Linked DNA regions of Mus musculus: region 2 is linked to region 1. A link is a loop called in an ENCODE intact Hi-C map of the cell type or tissue named here. Cell type or tissue: heart. All regions are shown on one strand. Each heading gives the region's core, and the rest is flanking DNA. Links, peaks and the distances in the headings are about the cores only. Region 1 overlaps Catspere2 (cation channel sperm associated auxiliary subunit epsilon 2). Region 2 overlaps Catspere1 (cation channel sperm associated auxiliary subunit epsilon 1).

Evidence for each region. A loop is a pair of places that touch in the nucleus more often than their neighbours do. Peaks named below come from ENCODE experiments on the same cell type or tissue, not always from the same donor. Only the 100,000 strongest peaks of a DNase experiment are listed, where the experiment ranks them.
Region 2: a loop joins it to region 1, with 13 times the contacts of the local background. A loop is called at or near these places in 8 of 42 quality-filtered maps.

What each region holds. Positions count from the first base shown.
Region 1 is chr1:178,066,258-178,078,814 of GRCm38, reverse strand. It overlaps Catspere2 (cation channel sperm associated auxiliary subunit epsilon 2), which reads right to left. Exons shown (of 23, transcript NM_001368822.1): 8 at 1,283-1,360. Among named protein-coding and RNA genes, the nearest start is that of Gm25312, 44 kb to the right of the region's middle. In heart, for the core only: a CTCF peak has its summit at 5,844 (motif pointing left); no DNase peak of the experiment used is centred there.
Region 2 is chr1:177,837,558-177,850,114 of GRCm38, reverse strand. Catspere1 (cation channel sperm associated auxiliary subunit epsilon 1) reads right to left here. Exons shown (of 22, transcript NM_001368823.1): 6 at 7,248-7,272. Among named protein-coding and RNA genes, the nearest start is that of Catspere1, 35 kb to the right of the region's middle. In heart, for the core only: a CTCF peak has its summit at 4,088 (motif pointing left); no DNase peak of the experiment used is centred there.

The sequences.
Region 1 (12,557 bases), core at 2,310-10,309:
AAAAATCTGTTTATTGACATTCTGCAAAATATGTGCCTGGGAATCTTCAAACTTGTCCAAGTCACAGAAAACATGTAGCAACTTACAACTTGGAAACTGGACAACCAAATGTAAAGTGCTACCACAATAGGATTAGCAAACACAGGAGAAAGGATTGGAGAAAACTGAGGTAAGACAATATACGCCTTAGGATCAATGTATCCATAGTTCCTAACTGGTGACCAATATTCAAGTATAAGATAATAAAAGAGGAACCATCTCAGCAATAATAGTGTAAATGTAAACTATTTTAAAAGTAAAACTTATTTAACAAATTAATGGAAGGTAAGAAAATAATATAAGCCTTGCATTTTTAACTCTCCAAAGTTTCACATTAAGTGCCTGTATTTTAAGGGCAGACAAATAGTTAGATATTTTCATATTTCCATCTTACTTGTTAACCAAGAAACAAAAACATACCCCACTAGTTTTCTATTTTAATATGGATACCATGCTCATTTAGAACACAAATATGAATACAGTTTTAAATAGTAGGAAGCTTTGAATGTGAAATAGGAGTTTTGTTAAACAACCAAATTAAGAGATAACTGGGCCAATGAATGACTTCGACAGGATCAGAAAAAGCTAAGGACCGATGCCTGGGGCCATTCAAAATAAACCTCTGTAGCCTGGCAACCAAAGTTCAATCCCTGGAATTCAAATACAGGAGTAAGGAGAAAGAGGACCAAGTGCACTAAGCTGTCTCCAGGCCTCTACACACATACCCTGGCATGCCTCCACCCCAACATATCTTGTGTATACACACTCACACATCCTACATCAGAGAGTTCCTGACAAGTCACTAAGGTAGCAACAGGCTCATGAGAGCAACTATCTACACTGATATTTCTCTGTTAACATTGAAACAGAATGCAGAACTCAAATCTTCAAAGCAGTAAATTTGTAATGAATATAAGAAAGGACTGGCTTATTTGCTGTTTTACCCTAGCTATGTTTTGGAGGCATGGCTTCAATGGAGATACTCGCAGGACATCCTTAAAGCACACAAAGGATCCATCTCTTCACCAATGATCAGAAGAATGCTCAGTGGAGAGGTATATAATTGCAGAGATCAAGAGCAGTTCAAAATACCTATGATGACTAAATGGAACAAAGGGACAAAGGGGTTTTACACTGGCTTCAGTAAACTTAAAATACTATCAATTGATTATAGCGTAAACTCAGTCCTCAGAAAAAGACTGGCAGCCTGTGTGCTCCAAGGAATTATGATATTGGTACTTACCAGTGAAGGTTTCTTTGCGGTCCATATCAGCTCTTCAGTGCTGGCACTTTCTGGATCATACACCCATATGGTGACAATCTATAAGAGAAAATATGAAAGGAACAAATTGAACTCTGTGGATTATAAGAGAGAGGAAGAGAGGGAGGGATGGACAGAGGGGGAGAGAACTAAGTTGGGGGTGTGTGGGCTAGAGGGTAAATCTTGGAGTAGTTAAAGGATGGATAAGATTGAGTGCAAACAAAATATATTTATGTATATATAATTATCAGAGAATTAAAAATACTTGAATAAAATGTAATCACATTCCTCCAGTTTTATACTAATTTCCTTTTTTTCATAGCAAAAACCACTCAAAATACTCCTTTCATTATTGGTACTGGAGCAATTAAGTGGTTAAGAGTACTGGATTTTCAGAGGGACTTGGGTTCAATTCCCAGCACCTACATGGTGGCTCACAACTATCTGTAACTTCAGTTCCCAAGGATCCAATGTCCTTTCCTGCCTCTACAGGAGCCAGGCATGGAAATGGTACCTGGCAATTCAAGATTCATATAGGTAAAATATGCATACTAGTAAAATAGAAATGAAAAAATTTTCATTATTTTCTATTTTAAAACACCAAAGCAGTGTTTGTAGTTTTAAAAACTGGAACAATGCTGTCTTAGCTAGGGTTTTACTTATGTTGACAGACACCATGACCAACGCAAGTCTTTAAAGGACAACATGTAATTGGGGCTGGCTTATGAGTTCAGAGGTTGAGTACATTATCATCAAGGTGGGAACATGGCAACATCTAGGCAAGTATGATACATGCAGAGCTGAGAGTTCTATATCTTCATCTGAAGGCTGCTAGGAGAATACTGACTTCCAGGATGCTAGGGTGAGGATCTTAAGCTCACACCCACAGTGACACACCTATTCCAACAAGGCCACACCTCCTAATAGTGCCACTCACTGGGCCAAGCATAAACAAAGCATCATATGCCACTCCCAGGCTCTCATAGGTCTGTTCAAAATTTTTTCATTTCTATTTTGAACAAAATTTGGGACCATACCTAAATATAACACAATGCAAAATATTTAGTCCAATTTCCAAAGGCTGCATAGCCTATAGCAGTCTCAACAATGTTAAAAGTCCAAAGTTCAAGGTCTCTTCTAAGATTCATCCAATCATTTAACTGTAATCCCCAAAGCAAGACAGGAAACAAAATAGACTAATTCTAAACTCTGGGTTATGTCAAAGCAGTTTTCAGATCTACAACTCCTTTTTCATCTTTGTTACCTGCCACAAAGTGCTTTTTCCTAGGCTGGTTCCACTGTTAGCAGCATTCCTATGGCTCTGGTATGTCGAAAATCTTGGGGTCTCCAAGGCAGCTACGATGTTACAGCTTTTGTTTCAAAGTCTGGGATCCACATATGATCTTCTGGGCTCCTCTAAAGGGCTGGCGCCACTTCTCCAGCTCTGCCCGCTGTATCACTCTAAGCTCAGGTTGATCCACTCCACTGCCACTGCTGTTCTTTGTGATCCACCCAAGATACTGGCATATCTAATACACTGGGTTCTTCTGCTGCAACTAGGCTTCACCAATAGACTCTCATAGGCTTTCTTCATGATACCAAGCTTCAACTCCTTTGGATGACCCCTTCAGTCCTGGGCCATCAACTACAACTGAGGCTGCACCTTCAACAACAGCCTTGCATGGCCTCTCACAGTGCCAATCCTCAGCTGCTCTTCATGACCCCTTCATGCCTTCAAAACCAGTACCTCCTGGGTGATCCTTACACATTACCAAGTACAGCTGCTGCAGGAGGTACAACCTAGGCTATCTCTGGAACACAGCTTCTTTGTGCTCTCAGAAAACACTTCCCAAAAGATTTCACCTCAGTGATGCTGGTCTCTTCTTAACCACCGCTAAATTCTTAGCTCTAGCTAAACAGCAGCAACTGTCCCAGGAGTCCCTTCTATTTTTCACTCTAAATCCAGAGCCACTTGGTCAAGGCTGCCAAGTTCTGCTGCTTGCTAGGGCTAGAACATGGCCCCCTTGTTCTAGTACATTATTACCAGTTCTCTGTTTTTCAACTCCTCCTCTGTCCTGGAACTTGCTCAACGTAGATCAATGTTGAACTCAGAGATCTGCATGCCTGTCTCCTAAACACTGGGATTAAAGGTGTGATCCACCAACCCAGGATTTAACTTTTTCTTCACCTAGAACTTGGCTCTGTCCCAGACTGGCCTTGAATTCAGAGATCTGTTTGGTTTTATCTCCTGGGATAAAGGCTTGTACTACCATGACCAATACTAGACGTAGCTGGGTAGGATCTGTTCCCCAAGTTCCAAGCTCTTAATCTGCTATCTCCTAGAATATAGGTTTTGGCTCCATTTCCCTTCCTGGTGCCCCTTTAACACTCAAACCATATATTTTATATCTTTCCTTTCTAAGCTTGCTATGCTTGTTCAAAATGCTCTTCATGAGACTTAACCAGAGAACAAAATCTCTACTGGAATTTTTTGAGACTTCCTTTTTCAATCTGAATCTCATCACCTTAGCCTCAGGGCAAAGGGCAAAAAATAGCCACATTCTTCACCAAAACACCACAGAACAGTTTCTAGGCCACATGTTGAAATTCTCCACTGAAACCTCTTGGGCCAGGTCCACACAATTCAAATCACTTCAGTAACAAACTCTTCCATAGTCCTACTAGGATAGCCCATTAAGCCCCATCTAAAGCAGTCCACTGCTTTCCAAATCCTAAGTCCCAAAACCCACATTCTTCCAAAGAAAAGCCTTGTCATTACTATCAGAACAATATCCCCAGTGCCTGGTACCAACTTCTGCTAGTGGAAAACTGACTTCCAGGCTGCTAGAGTGAGGGTCTTAAGCCCATGACCACAGTGACATGCCTACTCCATCAAGACCACACTCCTAATAGTGCCACTCACTGGGTCAAGCACATACAAACCATCACAAATACAAAGACCCATCACGTGTTCAAAAAATTCTTTTTATACCTTGAAGGAACTGATGACGACATTCTGTATTAATGATCATGCATTAATACAGAATGCATAATACACACACACACACACACACAAAGTCCCTCTCTTTTCTAGCATCCAGTTCCCATGAGTACACAGGTATCTGACTAGTGATTACCTCTGTGACTGTAAATTCTGAAAACCTTTGTATAAATCAGTAAAGATAACATCTTTCCTCCTTTTGATGCAAACACATGCTTTGTAATATTCCTTCAAATGTTTCTTTATATCTGTAAACCAGCATGACTGTTTTCCTACACACTTCCATATGTTTTTTAACAGAAAATGAAATCAGTTCCCATAAATCTTTTGTAACTTATTCTTAGTATCTGACATACAGGGTACTTCAATAGAATCAGATACAATTGGTGGTTTATTGTTTTGTTTTGTTTTGTTTTGTTTCTATACAGGGTTTCTGTTTTCTTATTTTTTTCCTGAATAGTTTATTTATACAGTCAAAAGCAAATTATATATTTTTAAACGTATTTTTTTCAAGACTTTATTGGCTACCATCATACACATCAGAAGAGGGCATCAGACCACATTACAGATGATTGAGAGCCACCATGTGGTTGCTGGGAATTGAACTCAGGATCTCTGGAAGAGCAGTCAGGATGCTCTTAACCGCTAAACCATCTCTCCAGGCCTCAACAATTAATACAACAACAACAACAACAACAACAACAACAACGACCACACACACACACAAAAAGTCCCTCTCTTTTCTAGCATCCAGTTCCCATGAGTCCACAGGTATCTGACTAGTGATTACCTCTGTGACTAAATTCTGAAAACCTTTCTATAGAATCAGTAAAGATAACATCTTTCCTCCTTTTGATGCAAACACATGCTTTGTAATATTCCTTCAAAATCCAGCCAATCTGGTCTAGGCAGGGTCTGGGTGACAATGCTAACTGGGACACTTGATTCTGGGGATCAAACCCAGGTCACCGAGGTGTGAAGCAACTCCCCACCTCACCCCCACAACACACACACACACACACACACACACACACACACACACACACACACACACACAGTACCTTCTTGTTAGCGCCATATTCTAATTTTCCACAGCAAGATGTGAGAGCTCGTTCCCTCTCTCCTCCCACCCTCACCCCCTGTGCCATTCAGTTGGACAGAAGTGGGTTTTGGTGTGGTTTTGCTCTGTCGTATGAGAAAATATCAGGGTCTCTCCCTGTGTTCAAGGTCCACTGTCACTTCCTGTGCACAACTTCCCCTGGGTTGTTGTTAAGATGGGGAGGATTGTCCTTGTCCTTCTATACCTGCCTGGAGATCTTCATTATTTCATTTAAAATACTTTACATTTTCACTTTCATTTCCTTCATGACCCATGAACACATGTACTTAAAATCTCCATCAATATGGGGACTGGAGAGGTTGCTTAGTGGTTAAGAGCACCAACTGCTCTTCCAGAGAGGCCAGGTTTAATTCACCCAGTTGGTGGGTTACAACCATGTAGAACTTAGGGGGCATGCGCGCCATCTTCTGGCAGCCACCGGCACTGCATGTGCATGGTGCACATACATACCAGCAGGCAAAACACCCACATATGAAAAATAAGGTGGAGGTTGGTTGGAATGGTATACGTCCATAGTCCCAGAATTCTAGAAGTAGAGACAGGAGGATTGCTAAGTCCAAGGCCAGCTTGTGTTTCCTAGGGAGTGAGGAAAACAAAACAAAACCAAAATTGAACCTTAACATTTTCTAATTAATTTCCAAGTTAAAGACCTGCTGGTTACAGAATACATGACCCACTGTCTTAGTCTTTTGTCCAAGTATATATCCTTCTGAATGCTCTCCGTGCTTGAAATGTGTACACAATATGATACAGTAGTTATTATATTAAATTTATTACTGCATTTAAATATTTGCTGATTGCTGGTGGTTATTTTAGCTACATCTGAGCTAGATATTGAGGTGGTCTGACCTTTGAGAGCTTCTCCTGGCTGTTCTGGCTGTTTTGTTATGGAAAGCTGAGCTGTAGGCTTCTCTTATTTGCTTTTGTTGTTTGTTTGTTTTCTTTTGTTTTTCTAGACAGGGTTTCTCTGTATAGTCCTGGCTGTCCTGGAACTTACTCTGTAGACTAGTGTGGCCTTGAATTCAGAAATCCGCCTGCCTCTGCCTCCCAAGTGCTGGGATTAAAAGCATGGGCCACCACTGCCTGGCTTGTGGTGGTTCTTAAATATGGGAATGAAGGCTTTCTTTATGAAAATTTTGGTAAACGTTCCTAAGTACTGTGATGATGTTTTGTATCTTCTATTTTGATGATATTCTAGGTAATACTACAGATTCCTGGGATGTGTAATATTAACATATCATAGCATATTATTGGTTTAAATCTTTTAGACATTTAAATTTGTATTTATTACTGTGCGTGTGTGTGCGCGCGTGTGTGTGTGTGTGTGTGTGTGTGTGTGTGTGTGTGTGTGTATGATATGTGCAGTTGGTGGTTGTATGTGTCGTGGTGCACATTTGGAGGTGAGAGGACAAGTGAGATAAACTGACTCTCTTTCTGGGATTGGTCACCAGGATTTTGCAGCCTCTACTGGTAGTATAGGCTTCTTGTTGCTATTTTATTCCAAATTTCTGAATATTTTAAAAGAACATGTCAGTAAGTTTTAGAACTGTGTCAGGTTTTAGAAAGTTCCTATAATGATTTAAAACAATCTGTGACAACACAAAAGCGAGGGTAGGAAGGTGTGCTGCTCCTGCCACGCACCCAGCACACAGACTGAGATGACTGAGGTTAGGTTTTCATAATCGGCCAAACGTCATGAGCATCAGCTGGTTTTCAAAGCAGGAAGAACTCAGAAGACACCATCTTTTGTAGGTGCCTTTCAAGATTTTAGTAAATTTTCTTCCCAATCTCTTCAGTAGAATTTGGGCTTGCCATAGCTCTACTTGCCCTGGCTGTCCCAGAACTTGCTCTGTAGATTAGGCTGGCCTTGAACTCAGAGATCTACCAGTCTCTCCCTCCCTAGTGCTGAGATTAAAGTGTGTGCCATCAGTCCCCAGCATGCAAAATTTAGACTTAAAAAGGTATTAGAGTTTCACGCATTATATACTTTTCATAACTGTAATTAATATCTCCTTTGTTTTTTTTTTTTTTGGTATAGTCTTTTAGACTGGGTCTTGCCACGCCACCCAAAACTGATTGCTCCATGTCCTAGATGACATTTGACATTATCAGTTGACTGAACTCACTGTGAAGCTGAAGATAATCTGGAACTCTGGACCTGCAGTGCTGACTTTACAGGCATGGACCAGCTACCACACCCAATTTATGTGATGCTGGGGAGTGACCTGGGGGCTTGGTGCTTGCCAGCAAAGTGCTCTTCCAAATAAGCTACATCTTCCGCCTCCAAAACTTAAAATTATATATATATGATCTTACTTTGTACTTCAGGCTGCCTTCAGTTTTATGATGGTTGGGCATCATCCTTCTGAATAAACAGAGTACTAACCATGCCTAGCTTCCATAAGGCTTTTCTATTAACTGGGTTAGATTTGTCAATATGCACCATGTAATGAAACCAAGAACATTTAACTGATAAATTAATACAGCTTCGATAAGCATATTACATGCTAAAGTATTTTGTAAACAGCCCCTGACCCCAACGTCTGCTAATACTTTCAAATCTCTGTAGTGTTTCAAAAGAAGACACTTGAGTAATCCTCTCTGTTTCTACTATTTAGGAAGAATATTGAAGGGAAGCCACCCTTGCATAGATATATGATCGAGCCTCCCTGGCCAGGTCTCCTCCCAACCCAAAGGATCTTCAAACATACTTTGAGCACAGCCACTCTAAGGGACACTTATGGCAAAAACACGTTGGGGAAATTCCTGGAAACATAAATAATGACAAGAGACCTTGGAGTAGTAACATTCTCGAGAGATGCAAAGCTGTCAAACGTTACCTGGCTTAAGTTGTAATAAACGTCTCTGAGGAGAGAAAGGAAATACATTTCAGTAAACATCATATGAAACATTAGCTAGAATGCTATATCTTCAATAGACATGTTTTTTCTTTATTTTTTCAAAAGAAAAATCCATTATTTATTTATTTACTTCTCATTAAGGTAAGTCCGGGATGGGTACAAGCATCACCCATTGGACAAATTCTGTGTCCAATGGCCTTTCGCAGGAAGGTTGCTTAAGGATGTGGCACAAACCACGCCACTGTTTCTCTGGCCAGAGTTAACTGGATCACTCTGGTTGTGTTTGGTTTGCCTCCAGGAGTCACTGCACTGATGATAAACATACGCACACCTCTTGGCCAAGTGCAATCCAGTTTCATCTCGGGCATAAACACCTTCAGCTTTATGAAGAGCCCTCAGAGACCTTCCTCCTAGCCAGGACAAATGGCTTTGCACCGCAGCCTTCCAGGTGTACTCACCTTTCAGAAGTCCTGTTCCCAGCAGGCCTCCACAGGGCCAAGGTGGCAGAAAGCAAGGTACACTGTTTCTAAACCTTTGGGTATTCTCTTTACATTTTGGTACACAGATATAAAGAACTTGATGTTAAATGTAAAACAAAAACAAACCCTATATATCATGCTGACTATGGACCAAAGGGCCTATCACTCATTCCCCATCACGGAGGGACGAGGTGTTTGTATCTTAAAAGTATATTACCAAGTAAAGGAAGCCAGTCTAAAACATTTATATATTATAGATTCCAACTATATATCATTGTAGAAAAGGAGAACCTATAGGAAGAGGTAATTTTTTAAAATGTGATTTCTGTGGGCCAGGTAGGAGAGAAGAATGCACGTGTGGAAAGCAAGCACCTTAGGATGGTGAGAATACATGGAACCAGGATGATGGAGACCCACCATTACGCATTTGTCTATGCTCCTGGAAAATACAGTACCAAGACTGGACTGATGATGCAAGCCCTAGACTTTTGGTGCTCAAGCACTGATGTTGGCTTATCAACTAAAAGAAATATGCCACTCTGGGAAGCCATATTGATAATGGGGATATGTGTGACTACTTACAATATAAATGAAATGAAAAGTCAGAAAAATTAATATAATATTCACTTACCTTAGTAAAAAAAATCAACAAAAATTGACATATTAAATGAAGAAAAATATAGAATTTTATATTATTCTTGAGTGGTAATATTCCTCAAGTAAATTAAAATATTAAGATACAATAAATTACAATACAAACCCTGGGGCACAGGCACCGTTGGGTGATAGAGTATCTGTCTAATAAATATGAATCCCTGGCTCAATCCCAATACCACAGAAATAAAATGAAATAAATGAAAATAAAATTCCAACAAAGAATATTGTAGAATTTTACAAACCAATTCCAAAGATTTATAGGGAGGAAAACAAATATGTTTGGATGTAGCTAGGGTAAGGTGTGGCAGCATTGGTCTGTAATCCTGCCATTAAGGGCACAAGGCAGAAGAATCATGAGGTCAAAGCCACATGGTACTACATACCAAGACCTTGTCTCTAAAAACCCTGGAGGGTGGAACTCACTGGCAGACTGTAAAGGGCCTTAGGTTAGATTCCCAGCACTACAAAAACCAAGAGATAAACAGCAATAAAATAAAAACATGGGTTTCCCAATAAAGGATGAGGGTGACCACCAGACAAGAGTGGGCACTTACGCTCATACTTGCCAGATTTTCTAATTAAAATGTGAACTCAGAAAGAGACATACATGACATTGTTGTTCATATGCAGATCTTAGTTTGGAGGGAGTGTGTGTGGAGAAAGGGCCCCACTGTGTAGCTTGGGCTGTCCTGGAAAGCACTCTATAGACCAGGCTGGCCTTGAACTCATAGAGATCTACCTGCCTCTGCCGCTCAAGTTCTGGGATTAAAGGTGTATGCTACCACTCTCTGTGCAGATTAAGAATTTTATAGAAAAAAATATAAAACTTAATGTAGAATACTGTGATCTGGCAGGTAAGGAAATCTTTCTGTCTTTCTAATATTTATTTATGTATGTAAGTAAACCATTGCTCTCTTCAGATCAGAAGAGGGCACCAGATCCCGTTACAGATGGTTGTCAGCCACCATGCAGTTTCTGGGAATTGAACTCAGGACTTCTGGAGGAGCGGTCAGTGTTTTTAACTGCTGAGCCAAATCTCCAGCCCCAGAAATTTTCTTTAAATGGATTTTAGTCAACAAAAACTTGCAAAGGACGAATTTAAAATAAATTTGCAATAGGAAGGGCCTCTGTGAATAAGAGGGAGCAGAAGTAATGATGTACAAAAACATGAGCTATCGCTCCAGCCATTTCAACCTGGTTTCTTATAGAATCCATGACACCTGCCCAGGAATGGCACTGCCCATGGTGGACTGGGCACTGAACCATCAATAACTAAGAAAATGCCCTACAGCCAGATCCTACCGAGGCATTTCTCAGTTCAGGTTCCCTCCTTTCAGACAACACTTGCTTGTGTAAATTGACATAAAACTAGCAGCACGCTTGGTGAGATCTAAAGGAAAGCAAGGGTTCACCCATCACCAAGGATTGTACAGAGTCTCTGGGCTACTTCCTGGATAGCACTTCTCTTTTGGCTGTGTGGAGGAGACAGAGCTAGCTCAGGGAGGTTGGAGGTTCGTCTTGGTTATTGTCAGCTCTTGGGGCTCAGTGTACATAAGTAAGAACAGTAATCCATTACGTGACCCTCCCGTTTTCTTGGAATATATCTTAGTTCCTTTCACTATAATGAAACCACCCTATGGTGACTTTATCCTTAATTTCTCATTGCTCTGGTGGCTGGGACAAGCACTACCCAAGTAGAGTCACCTTCACTCAGCTTCATGCCCTAGAGTAGGCCATGCCCTGGCTCATAGATGATAGTGTTTCACTCTGAATAGTAGGGAGTTTCTATCATAAGGCACTAATCATATCCATAAGGGTTCTATCCTTAGGGTCTTATTATGTTCCCAGAGCCCCATACCGACTACCACAATATGAACTTGGGTAGGGACACAAGAGCTTAGTTCATTGAGATAGATTTTTCTCTCAGGTAGCTCTCAAGTTCTTCTCTTTAAAAGAAGCAAAAAACAGTCAATAAGGTCACAGTGGCAAGTTTAATTTCCCAACACAGCTCTATCAGGAGTTTTTATTTGCAATTTGCCCTTGTCAATTGCTCCGTGGTTTCAGAACCCATGGAAGATGGCCAGTGACTAAGAACGAAAAGATCCTTGACATTTTCATGAGTGTCAGAGGCTCAAACCATGCTTCCTAGTGAGACTCTGGAGAAGTCGATGTTAAAGAATCACACGAAGAAGAAAATGAAGCTGCTGTCAATAATCATACCTTACTACACACGTGAGTGTTCTGATTGCTTCTGCCCATGGTACATGCTGACTGCTAATGCAGCCAGGGAAGTGTGGATTACAGCATTATCACATGTAAAAATAAATCACATGAATAAAATGATATTACTATGGAAGTGGGAGGAAGGTCTCCTCTAACAAAAACAGATGTACTATAGATTAAAAAAAAAACGCAAAATTCATTCTGCCTTCTTCTTGATGCTAAAGCATGCCTATGCTCACCAATTTTTTTTTACTTATTGAATAACTTTACAACACAATTAATCAAGTATTATCAAGGGCTTCCTCCTTTTATAGACATCAGTTCTTGTGTTAAGCAGTGACTGAATTATTATACAAGACAGAGACTTTGAAAATAGATGAGAATCGTGCAGAACCTGAGACTGCGGTACATAGGGAAGCAGACTGCCCGGGCCTGACCCGGGACAAAAGCCCCTTCCGCTCCACTCCAGCCCAGGGCTTCCTGGCCAGCGGAGTTGCCTGACACCCGCAAGGGCCCACACAGGATTCCCCACGGGATCCTAAGACCTCTGGTGAGTGGAACACAGCGCCGGCCCCAATCCAATCGCACGGAACCTGAGACTGCGGTACATAGGGAAGCAGACTACCCGGGCCTGACCCGGGGCAAAAGCCCCTTCCACTCCACTCGAGCCCCAGGCTTCCTGGCCAGCGGAGTTGCCTGACACCCGCAAGGGCCCACACAGGATTCCCCACGAAATCCTAAGACCTCTAGTGAGTGGAACACAACTTCTGCCAGGAGGCAGGTTCAAACACCAGATATCTGGGTACCTTCCCTGCAAGAAGAGAGCTTGCCTGCAGAGAATACTCTACCCACTGAAACCAAGGAGAGTGCTACCCTCCCAGGTCTGCTTATAGAGGCTAACAGAGTCACCTGAAGT
Region 2 (12,557 bases), core at 2,620-10,619, 230 kb after region 1:
GACTAGAGGGTAAATCTTGGAGTAGTTAAAGGATGGATAAGATTGAGTGCAAACAAATTAAAAATACTTGAATAAAATGTAATCACATTCCTCCAGTTTTATACTAATTTCCATTTTTTCATAGCAAAAAACACTCAAAATACTCTTTATTATTGGTACTGGGGCAATTAAGTGGTTAAGAGTACTGGATGTTCAGAGGGACTTGGGTCCAATTCCCAGCACCTACATGGTGGCTCACAACTATCTGTAACTTCAGTTCCCAAGGATCCAATGTCCTTTCCTGCCTCTACAGGAGCCAGGCATGGAAATGGTACCTGGCAATTCAAGATTCATATAAGTAAAATATGCATACTCGTAAAATAGAAATGAAAAAATTTTCATTATTTTCTATTTTAAAACACAAAAAGCAGTATTTGTAGATTTAATAACTGGAACAATACTGTCTTAGCTAAGGTTTTACTTATGTTGACAGACACCATGACCAAGGCAAGTCTTTAAAGGACAACATTTAATTGGGGCTGGCTTACGAGTTCAAAGGTTGAGTCCATTATCATCAAGGTGGGAACATGGCAACATCTAGGCAAGCATGGTACATGCAGAGCTGAGAGTTCTACATCTCATCTGAAGGCTGCTAGGAGAAAACTGACTTCCAGGATGCTAGGGTGAGGATCTTAAGCTCACACCCACAGTGACACAACTATTCCAACAAGGCCACACCTCCTAATAGTACCACTCACTGGGCCAAGCATATACAAAGCATCATATTCCACTCCCAGGCGCCCATAGGTCTGTTCAAACACACGTGTCTATGGGGGCCATACCTAAACATAACACAATGCAAAATATTTAGTCCAATTTCCAAAGGCCGCATAGCCTATAGCAGTCTCAACAATGTTAAAAGTCCAAAGTTCAAGGTCTCTTCTGAGATTCATCCAATCATTTAACTGTAATCCCCAAAGCAAGACAGGAAACAAAATAGATTAATTCTAAACTCTGCATCTCCGTGGGTTATGTCAAAGCAGTTTTCAGATCTCCAACTCCTTTTTCATTTTTGTTAACTGCCACAAACTGCTTTTTCCTGGGCTGGTTCCACTCTGTTAGCAGCATTCCTATGGCTCTGGTATCTCGAAAATCTTGGGGTCTTCAAGGCAGCTTCAATGTTACAGCTTCTTGTTTCAATGTTTGTGATCCACATATGATCTTCTGGACTCCTCCAAAGGGCTGGCGCCACTTCTCCAGCTCTGCATGCTGTATCACTCTAAGCTCAGGTGATCCACTCCACTGCCACTGCTGTTTTTGTGATCAACCCAAGATACTGGCATATCCAATACACTGGGGTCTTCTGCTGCAACTAGGCTTCACCAATAGACTCTCATAGGCTTTCTTCATGATACCAAGCTTCAACTCCTTTGGATGACCCCTTCAGTCCTGGGCCATCAACTACAACTGAGGCTGCACCTTCAACAACAGCCTTGCATGGCCTCTCACAGTGCCAAGCCTCAGCTGCTCTTCATGACCCCTTCATGCCTTCAAAACCAGTACCTCCTGGGTGATCCTTACACATTACCAAGTACAGCTGCTGCAGGAGGTACAACCTAGGCTATCTCTGGAACACAGCTTCTTTGTGCTCTCAGTAAACACTTCCCAAAAGATTTCACCTCAGTGATGCTGGTCTCTTCTTAACCACCACTAAATTCTTAGCTCTTGCTAAACAGCAGCAACTGTCCCAGGAGTCCCTTCTATTTTTTACTCTAAAGCCAGAGCCACGTGGTCAAGGCTGTCGAGTTCTGCAGCTTGCTAGGGCTAGAACATGGCCCCCTTGTTCTAGTACATTATCACCAGTTCTCTGTTTTTCAACTCCTTCACTGTCCTGGAACTTGCTCCATAGACCAACTTTGAACTCAGAGATTTGCATGCCTGTCTCCTAAACTCTGAGATTAAAGGTGTGGTCCACCAAGCGATTTAACTTTTTCTTCACCTAGAACTTGCTCTGTCCCAGGCTGGCCTTGAACTCAGTAATCTATTTGGTTTTATCTCCTGGGATAAAGGCTTGTACTACCATGATCAATACTAGATGTAGCTGGGTAGGGTCTGGTCCCCAAGTTCCAATTTCTTAATCGGCTATCTCCTAGAATATAGGATTTGGCTCCATTTCCCTTCCTGGTGCCCCTTTAACACTCAAACCATATATTTTATATCTTTCCTTTCTAAGTTTGCTATGCTTGTTCAAAATGCTCTTCATGAGACTTAACCAGAGAACAAAATCTCTATTGGAATTTTTTGAGACTTCCTTTGTCAATCTGAGTCTCATCACCTTAGCCTCAGGGCAAAGGGCAAAAAATAGCCACATTCTTCACCAAAACACCACAGAACAGTTTCTAGGCCACAGGTTGAAATTCTCCACTGAAACCTCTTGGGCCAGGTCCACACAATTCAAATCACTTCAGTAACAAACTCTTTCATAGTCCTACTAGGATAGCCCATTAAGCCCCATCTAAAGCAATCCACTGCTTTCCAAATCCTAAGTCCCAAAACCCACATTCTTCCAAAGAAAAGCCTTGTCTTAACTATCAGAGCAATATCCCCAGTGCCTGGTACCAACTTCTGCTAGTGGAAAACTGAGTTCCAGGCAGCTAGAGTGAGGGTCTTAAGCCCATGACCACAGTGACATGCCTACTCCATCAAGACCACACTCCTAATAGTGCCACTCACTGGGCCAAGCACATACAAACCATCATAAATACAAAGGTCCATCAAGTGTTCCAAAAATTCTTTTTATACCTTGAAGGAACTGATGACGACATTCTATATTAATGATCATGCATGTTTCTTTATATCTGTAAACCAACATGACTGCTTTCCTACACACTTCCACATGTTTTTTAACAGAAAATGAAATCAGTTCCCATAAATCTTTTGTAACTTATTCTTAGTATCTGACATACAGGGTACTTCAATAGAATCAGATACAATTGGCGGTTTATTGTTTTGTTTTGTTTTGTTTTGTTTTGTTTTGTTTCTATACAGGGTTTCTGTTTTCTTATTTTTTTCTTGAATAGTTTATTTATACAGTCAAAAGCAAATTATATATTTTTAAACGTATTTTTTTCAAGGCTTTATTGGCTACCATCATACACACCAGAAGAGGGCATCAGACCACATTACAGATGATTGAGAGCCACCATGTGTTTGCTGGGAATTGAACTCAGGACCTCTGGAAGAGCATTCAGGATGCTCTTAACCGCTAAGCCATCTCTCCAGGCCTCAACAATTAATACAACAACAATAACAACAACAACAACAACAACAACAACACACACACACAAACACACAAAATCCCTCTCTTTTCTAGCATCCAGTTCCCATGAGTCCACAGGTACCTCTGTGACTGTAAATTCTGAAAACCTTTGTATAGATTCAGTAAAGATAACATCTTTCCTCCTTTTGATGCAAACACATGCTTTGTAATGTTCCTTCAAAAACCAGCCAATCTGGTCTAGGCAGGGTCTGGGTGACAATGCTAACTGGGACACTTGATTCTGGAAATCAAACCCAGGTCACCGAGGTGTGAAGCAACTCACCCCCACCCCGCCTCATACACACAATACCTTCTTGTTAGCTCCATATTCTAATTTTCCACAGCAAGATGTGAGGGCTCATTCCCTCTCTCCTCCCACCCTCACCCCCTGTGCCATTCAGTTGGACAGAAGTGGGGTTTTGGTGTGGTTTTGCTCTGTCGTATGAGAAAATATCAGGGTCTCTCCCTGTGTTCAAGGTCCACTGTCACTTCCTGTGCACAACTTCCCCTGGGTTGTTGTTAAGATGGGGAGGATTGTTCTTGTCCTTCTATACCTGCCTGGAGATCTTCATTATTTCATTTAAAATACTTTACATTTTCATTTTCATTTCCTTCATGACCCATGAACACATGTACTTAAAATCTCCATCAATATGGGGACTGGAGAGGTTGCTTAGTGGTTAAGAGCACTAACTGCTCTTCCAAAGAGGCCAGGTTTAATTCCCCAGTTGGTGGGTTACAACCATGTAGAACTTCAGGGGCATGCGCGCCCTCTTCTGGCAGCCACCGGCACTGCATGTGCATGGTGCACATACATACCAGCAGGCAAAACACCCACATATATAAAAAAAAAAAAAGAAGAGATAGGATAATGTTACTTTCTCCTCTTTTCATTTCCAGAGCTGATAACTACATGAATGTGGTACCATAGCTGAACTTTAAGACTGAAATGCCTTAGCATAGCTATAAGATCTCAAACTTCATGTACCTCTTACCAAAAGCTGCCAGTATGTTCAGGTTTACATTATCATCATCATCATCATCATCATTCATCAGTATATTCATATTATCAGCTGAATTTCAAAGAATAAACCCTGTACTATTCATAATTATCATAAGTATACTTATACAGCAAGTATTAGATTGCAACATTTTAAAATTCACATTTACTTTAATTGGTTTTTTAAGTTTTGTGAAAATTTGGAACTTTGTTTTGTTTTGTTTTTGTTTGTTTGTTTTTTCAAGACAGGGTTTCTCAGTATAGCTCTGGCTGTCCTGGAACTCACTTTTTAGACCAGGCTGGCCTCGAACTCAGAAATCCACCTGCCTCTGCCTCCCAAGTGCTGGGATTAAAGGCATGCGCTACCACTGCCTGGCTGAAAACTTGGAACGTTTTACCTTCTGATATATTTTCTCAGCTTTAGCATAAGTGTGTATATAATTCAAATGTTCTGGGGAAAAATAAATTCTTTCTAAAAGGTATTTCTGACAAAGATATTAGACTGATTTTTATACTATATGTTAATTAGTATTACAGAAAGATTTGATCATTTTTTAATAAAAGTATTTCACATTAAAAAAAAAAAGAAAAGAAAAATAAGGTAGAGGTTGGTTGGAATGGTATACGTCCATAGTCCCAGAATTCTAGAAGTAGAGACAGGAGGATTGCTAAGTCCAAGGCCAGCTTGTGTTTCCTAGGGAGTGAGGAAAACAAAACAAAACCAAAATTGAACCTGAACATTTTCTAATTAATTTCCAAGTTAAAGGCCTGCTGGTTATAGAATGCATGGCCCACTGTCTTAGTCTTTTGTCCAAGTATATATCCTGCTGAATGCTCTCCGTGCTTGAAATGTGTACACAATATGATACAGTAGTTATTATATTAAATTTATTCACTGCATTTAAATATTTGCTGATTGCTGGTGGTTATTTTAGCTACATCTGAGCTAGATATTGAGGTGGTCTGACCTTTGAGAGCTTCTCCTGGCTGTTCTGGCTGTTTTGTTGTGGAAAGATGAGCTGTAGGCTTCTCTTTCTTGCTTTTGTTGTTTGTTTGTTTTCTTTTGTTTTTCTAGACAGGGTTTCTCTGTGTAGTCCTGGCTGTCCTGGAACTTACTCTGTAGACTAGTGTGGCCTTGAATTCAGAAATCCGCCTGCCTCTGCCTCCCAAGTGCTGGGATTAAAAGCATGGGCCACCACTGCCTGGCTTGTGGTGGTTCTTAAATATGGGAATGAAGGCTTTCTTTATGAAAATTTTGGTAAACGTTCCTAAGTACTGTGATGATGTTTTGTATCTTCTATTTTGATGATATTCTAGGTAATACTACAGATTCCTGGGATGGGTAATATTAACATATCATAGTATATTATTGGTTTAAATCTTCTAGACATTTAAATTTTTATTTATTACTGTGCGTGTGTGTGTGTGTGTGTGTGTGTGTGTGTGTGTGTGTGTGTGTGTGTGTATGATATGTGCAGTTGGTGGTTGTATGTGTCATGGTGCACATTTGGCGGTGAGAGGACAAGTGAGATAAACTGACTCTCTTTCTGGGATTGGTCACCAGGCTTGTAGAGCCTCTACTGGCAGTATAGGCTTCTTGTTGCTATTTTATTCCAAATTTCTGAATATTTTAAAAGAACATGTCAGTAAGTTTTAGAACTGTGTCCGGTTTTAGAAAGTTTCTATAATGATTTAAAATAATCTGTGACAACACAAAAGTGAGGGTAGGAACATGTGCTGCTCCTGCCACGCACCCAGCACACAGACTGAGATGACTGAGGTTAGGTTTTCATAATCGGCCAAACGTCATGAGCATCAGTTGCTTTTCAAAGCAGGAAGAACTCAGAAGACACCATCTTTTGTAGGTGCCTTTCAAGATTTTAGTAAATTTTCTTCCCAATCTCTTCAGTAGAATTTGGGCTTGCCATAGCTCTACTTGCCCTGGCTGTCCCAGAACTTGCTCTGTAGACTAGGCTGGCCTTGAACTCAGAGATCTACCAGTCTCTCCCTCCCTAGTGCTGAGATTAAAGTGTGGGCCACCAGTGCCCAGCATGCAAAATTTAGACTTAAAAAGGTATTAGAGTTTTATATATTTTTCATAACTGTAATTAATGTCTCCTTTGTTTTTTTGGTATAGTCATTTAGACAGGGTCTTGCCACGCTGCCCAAAACTGATTGCTCCATGTCCTAGATGACATTTGACATTATCAGTTGACTGAACTCACTGTGAAGCTGAAGATAATCTGGAACTCTGGACATGCAGTGCTGAACTCTGGAGTGCTGACTTTACAGGCATGGACCAGCTACCACACCCAATTTATGTGATGCTGGGGAGTGACCTGGGGGCTTGGTGCTTGCCAGCAAAGTGCTCTTCCAAATAAGCTACATCTTCAGCCTCCAAAACTTTATATATATATGATCTTACTTTGTACTTCAGGCTGCCTTCGGTTTTATGATCATTGGGCATCATCCTTCTGATTAAACAGAGTACTAACCATGCCTAGCTTGCATAAGGCTTTTCTATTAACTGGGTTAGATTTGTCAATATGTACCATGTAATGAAACTAAGAACATTCACTGATAAAGTAATACAGCTTCGATAAGCATATTACATGCTAAAGTATTTTGTAAACAGCCCCTGACCCCAACGTCTGCTAATACTTTCACAATCTCTGTAGTATTTCAAGAGAAGACACTTGAGTAATCCTCTCTGTTTCTACTATTTAGGAAGAATATTGAAGGGAAGCCACCCTTGCATAGATATATGATCGAGCCTCCCTGACCAGGTCTCCTGACAACCCAAAGGATCTTCAAACATACTTTGAGCACAGCCACTCTACAGGACACTTATGGCAAAAACACGTTGGGGAAATTCCTGGAAACATAAATAATGACAAGAGACCTTGGAGTAGCAACATTCTCGAGAGATGCAAAACTGTCAAACGTTACCTGGCTTAAGTTGTAATAAACGTCTCTGAGGAGAGAAAGGAAATACATTTCAGTAAACATCATATGAAACATTAGCTAGAATGCTATATCTTCAGTAGACATGTTTCTTCTTTATTTTTTCAAAAGAAAAATCCATTATTTATTTATTTACTTCTCATTAAGGTAAGTCCAGGATGGGTGCAAGCATCACCCATTGGACAAATTCTGTGTCCAATGGACTTTGCAGGAAGGCTTCAGGACGTGGCACAAACCACGCTTCTGTTTCTCTGGCCAGAGTTAACTGGATCACTCTGGTTGTGTTTGGTTTGCCTCCAGGAGTCACTGCACTGATGATAAACATATGCACACCTCTTGGCCAAGTGCAATCCAGTTTCATCTCGGGCATAAACACCTTCAGCTTTATGAAGAGCCCTCAGAGACCTTACCCCTAGCCAGGACAAATGGCTTTGCACTGCAGCCTTCCAGGTGTACTCACCTTTCAGAAGTCCTGTTCCCAGCAGGCCTCCACAGGGCCAAGGTAGCAGAAAGCAAGGTACACTGTTTCTAAACCTTTGGGTATTCTCTTTACATTTTGGTACACAGATATAAAGAACTTGGTGTTAAATGTAAAACAAAAACAAACACTATATATCATGCTGACTATGGACCAAAGGGTATATCACTCATTCCCCATCATGGAGGGATGAGGTGTTTGTATCTTAAAAGTATATTACCAAGTAAAAGAAGCCAGTCTAAAACATTTATATACTATAGATTCCAACTATATATCATTGTAGAAAAGGAGAACCTATAGGAAGAGGTAATTTTTTTTAAATGTGATTTCTGTGGGCCAGGTAGGAGAGAAGAATGCATGTGTGGAATTCAAGAACCTTAGGATGGTGAGAATACGTGGAACCAGGATGATGGAGACCCACCATTACGCATTTGTCTATGCTCCTGGAAAATACAGTACAAAGACTGGACTGATGATGCAAGCCCTAGATTTTGGTGTTCAAGCACTGATGTTGGCTTATCAACTAAAAGAAATATGCCACTCTAGGAAGCCATATTGATAATGGGGATATGTGTGACTACTTACAATATAAATGAAATGAAAAGTCGGAAAAATTAATATAATATTCACTTACCTTAATAAAAAAATCAACAAAATTGACATATTAAATGAAGAAAAATATAGAATTTTATATTAGTCTTGAGTGGTAATATTCCTCAAGTAAATTAAAATATTAAGATACAATAAATTACAATACAAACCCTGGGGCACAGGCACAGTTGGGGGATAGAGTATCTGTCTACTAAATATGAATCCCTGGCTCAATCCCATTACCACAGAAATAAAATGAAATAAATAAAAATAAAATCCCAACAAAGAATAATGTAGAATTTTACAAACCAATTCCAAAGAGTTATAGGGAGGAAAACAAATATGTTTGGATGTATCTAGGATAAGGTGTGGCAGCACTGGCCTGTAATCCTGCCATTGAGGATGCAAGGCAGAAGAATCATGAGGTCAAAGCACCTGGTACTACATACCAAGACCTTGTCTCTAAAAACCCTGGGCTGGAGGGTGGAACTCACTGGCAGACTGTAAAGGGCCTTAGGTTAGATTCCCAGCACTGCAAAAACCAAGAGATAAACAGCAATAAAATAAAAACATGGGTTTCCCAATAAAGGATGAGGGTGGCCACCAGACAAGAGTGGCCACTTACGCTCATACTTGCCAGATTTTCTAATTAAAATGTGAACTCAGAAAGAGAAATACTTCACATGGTTGTTCATATGCAGATCTTAGCTTGGAGGGTGTGTGTGTGGTGTGTCTGAGTGTGTGGTATGTTTAGGAGTAGGTGGTGTGTATGTTTGCATGTCGGTGTATGTATAAGTATATGGTATGTCTGTATATGTGTGTGGTGTGTGGTGTGGTGTGTGGTATGTGTGTGTGGTGTGTTTGTGATTATACAGTGTGTATATTGTGTTCATTAGTATGTGTTGTATGTGTATATGTGTGTATTTGTGTGTGGTGTGTATATTTATGTGATTGTGTGTATGATATGTGTGGTTTCTATCTGTGTGAATGTGTATGTGATATGTGTGTATGTGAGTGTGTAATATGTGTGATGTGTATGTGTATGGTGTGTTTGTGTGTGTGTGTGTGTGTGTGAATGTGTGTGCAGTATGTGTAGGGTTTGTGTGTGTTGTGTGTGAATGTGTGGTAGATGCGGTGTTTATGTGTGAGAATATGTGTATGTGATATATGCATATGTGTATGTCATTGTGTAGTATGTGTGATGTGCATGGTGTGTGTCTATGCATGTGTGTGTGTGGTGTGTGTTTGAGTGTGTGCTATGTATGAGTGTGTGGTATGTGTATGAGTGTGTTCTATGTATGAGTGTGTGTTTGGTGTGTGTATGTATGGTGTGTGTGAGTATGTGGTGTGTATGGTGTGTGTGAGTATGTGGTATGTGTGGTGTATATGGTGTATGCCTTTGTAAAGCCTATCAAACTAGAAAGATGTCAAGAGAGGGTTTCAAACAGAGTGGGATGGGAGAGGTAGCAAAAGGAAACATGTGACATGAAAGTGAAAAGGCGCTTTGGGGAGGCCACATGGGAATGAAAAGGAGGGAACAGGAGGGAAAGGGGAGGAGAATCTACTAGAACCCACTTTGAAAAGGTCACAAAGATGCCTGCAAAGATAGCTTAGTGCTTAAGGCACTGGCTGCTCTTTCAGAGAGTAGGCTTCAGTTCCCAGCACCCACAAGGTAGTTCACAAACATTTGTAAGTGCAGCCTCAGGGGATCCAGTGCCCTCTTCTGGATTCCTCAGATACTGCACATGTGTGGTTCACAGAAATACATGCACACACAACACCCATACACATAGAATACAAAAAGAAAGTGTCATAAAGATATCTAATACCTTGTAAGTGGATTAAAAAGCTAAATTGAAATCAAACAAGCAGTAAAGAAGATAACAGAGTCAAATAGATGAGCTAAATAGAACAGCCAGCCGAGGAGGCCAGGAATATATAGAAAATTCAGCTACGAGCGAGAAGATACTGTATATACATTGTGCAGAAAATTGGTGTGAAAATTAATTATTCATGTTTAAAAACAGAAGTGAATTTCCACCTGGAGGCTTGTTCAGAACTAACTCCAAGAGGAATAAGAATTTTTTTCTTCGGGCATAAGAGATGGTTTAGTGATTAAAAACACACTGACTATTCTTCAGAAGGTCCTAAGTTCAAATCCCAAAATCCACATGATGGCTCATAACCATCCGTAATGAGATCTGAGGCCCTTTTTCTGGTGTGTCAGAAGACAGCTACAGTGTACTTACATATAATAAATAAATAAGTATTTTTTAAAAAAGAATTTTTTTTCTTTTGGAGGAGGGGGTTCAAGACAGGGACTTACTGTGTAGCCTGGGCTGTCCTGGAAAGTACACTGTAGACCAGGCTGGCCTTGAACTCATAGAGATCTACCTGCCTCTGCCGCTCAATGCTGGGATTAAAGGTGTATGCTACCACTCTCTGTGCAGATTAAGAATTTTATAGAAAAAAAATAAAACAATGTAGAATACTGTGATCTAGCAGGTAAGGAAATCTTTCTGTCTTCCTAATATTTATTTATGTATATGAGTAAAGCATTGCTCTCTTCAGACACACCAGAAGAGGGCATCAGAATCCATTACAGATGGTTGTCAGCCACCATGCAGTTTCTGGGAATTGAACTCAGGACTTCTGGAGGAGCAGTCAGTGTTTTTTACTGCTGAGCCATTTTGCCAGCCCCAGAAATTTTTTTAATGGATTTTAGTCAACAAAAACTTGCAAAGGACGAATTTAAAATGAATTTGCAATAGGAAGGGCCTCTGTGAATAACAGGGAGCAGAAGTAATGATGTACAAAAACATGAGCTATTGCTCCAGCCATTTCAACCTGCTCTCTTATAGAACCCATGACACCTGCCCAGGAATGGCACTGCCCATGGTGGACTGGGCACTGAACCATCAATAACTAAGAAAATGCCCTACAGCCAGACCCTACCATTTTCTCAGTTCAGGATCCCTCCTTTCAGACAACACTTGCTTGTGTAAATTGACATAAAACTAGCAGCACGCTTGGTGAGATCTAAAGGAAAGCAAGGGTTCACCCATCACCAAGGATTGTACAGAGTCTCTGGGCTACTTCCTGGATAGTACTTCTCTTTTGGCTGTGTGGAGGAGACAGAGCTAGCTCAGGGAGGTTAGAGGTTCGTCTTGGTTATTGTCAGCTCTTGGGGCTCAGTGTACATAAGTGAGAACAGTAATCCATTATGTGACCCTCCCAGTTTCTTGGAAGATATCTTAGTTCCTTTCACTATAATGAAACCACCCCATAGGTGACTTTATCCTTAATTTCTCATTGCTCTGGTGGCTGGGACAAGCACTACCCAAGTAGGGTCAGCTTCACTCAGCTTCTCGCCCTAGAGTAGGCCATGACCTGGCTCATAGATGATAGTGTTTCACTCTGAATAGTAGGGAGTTTCTATCATAAGGCCCTAATCATATCTATAAGGGTTCTATCCTTAGGGTCTTATTATGTTCCCAAAGCCCCATACCAACTACCACAATATGAACTTGGGAGGGGACACAAGAGCTTAGTTCATTGAGATAGATTTTTCTCTCTGAGGCTCCCAAGTTCTTCTCTTTAAAAGAAGCAGAACGTAGTCAATTTGGTCACAGTGGCAAGTTTAATTTCCCAACACAGCTCTATCAGGAGTTTTTATTTGTGAACTTGCCCTTGTCAATTGCTCCGTGGTTTCAGAACCCATGGAAGGATGGACAGTGATTAAAAACGAACAGAGGCCTGACATTTTCATGAGTGTCAGAGGCTCAAACCACACTTCCTAGTGAGACTCTGGAGAAGTCGATGTTAAAGAACCACACAAAGAAGGAAATGAAGCTGCTGTCAATAACCATGCCTTACTACACACATGAGTGTTCTGATTGCTTCTGCCCATGGTACATGATGACTGCTAACGCAGCCAGGGAAGAGTGGGTTACAGCATTATCACATGTAAAAATAAATCACATGAATAAAACGATATAACTATGGAAGAGGGAAGAAGGTCTCCTCTAACAAAAACAGATGTACTGTAGATAAAATAAATAAATAAAATAAAATAAAACATGAAATTTATTCTGCCTTCTTCTTGATGCTAAAGCATCCCTGTGCTCACCGTTTGGTTTTTTTTTTTACTTTACAGCACAATTAATCAAGTATTAGCAAATGGCTTCCTCCTTTTAGTTATACACATCCATTCTTGTGTTAAGTAG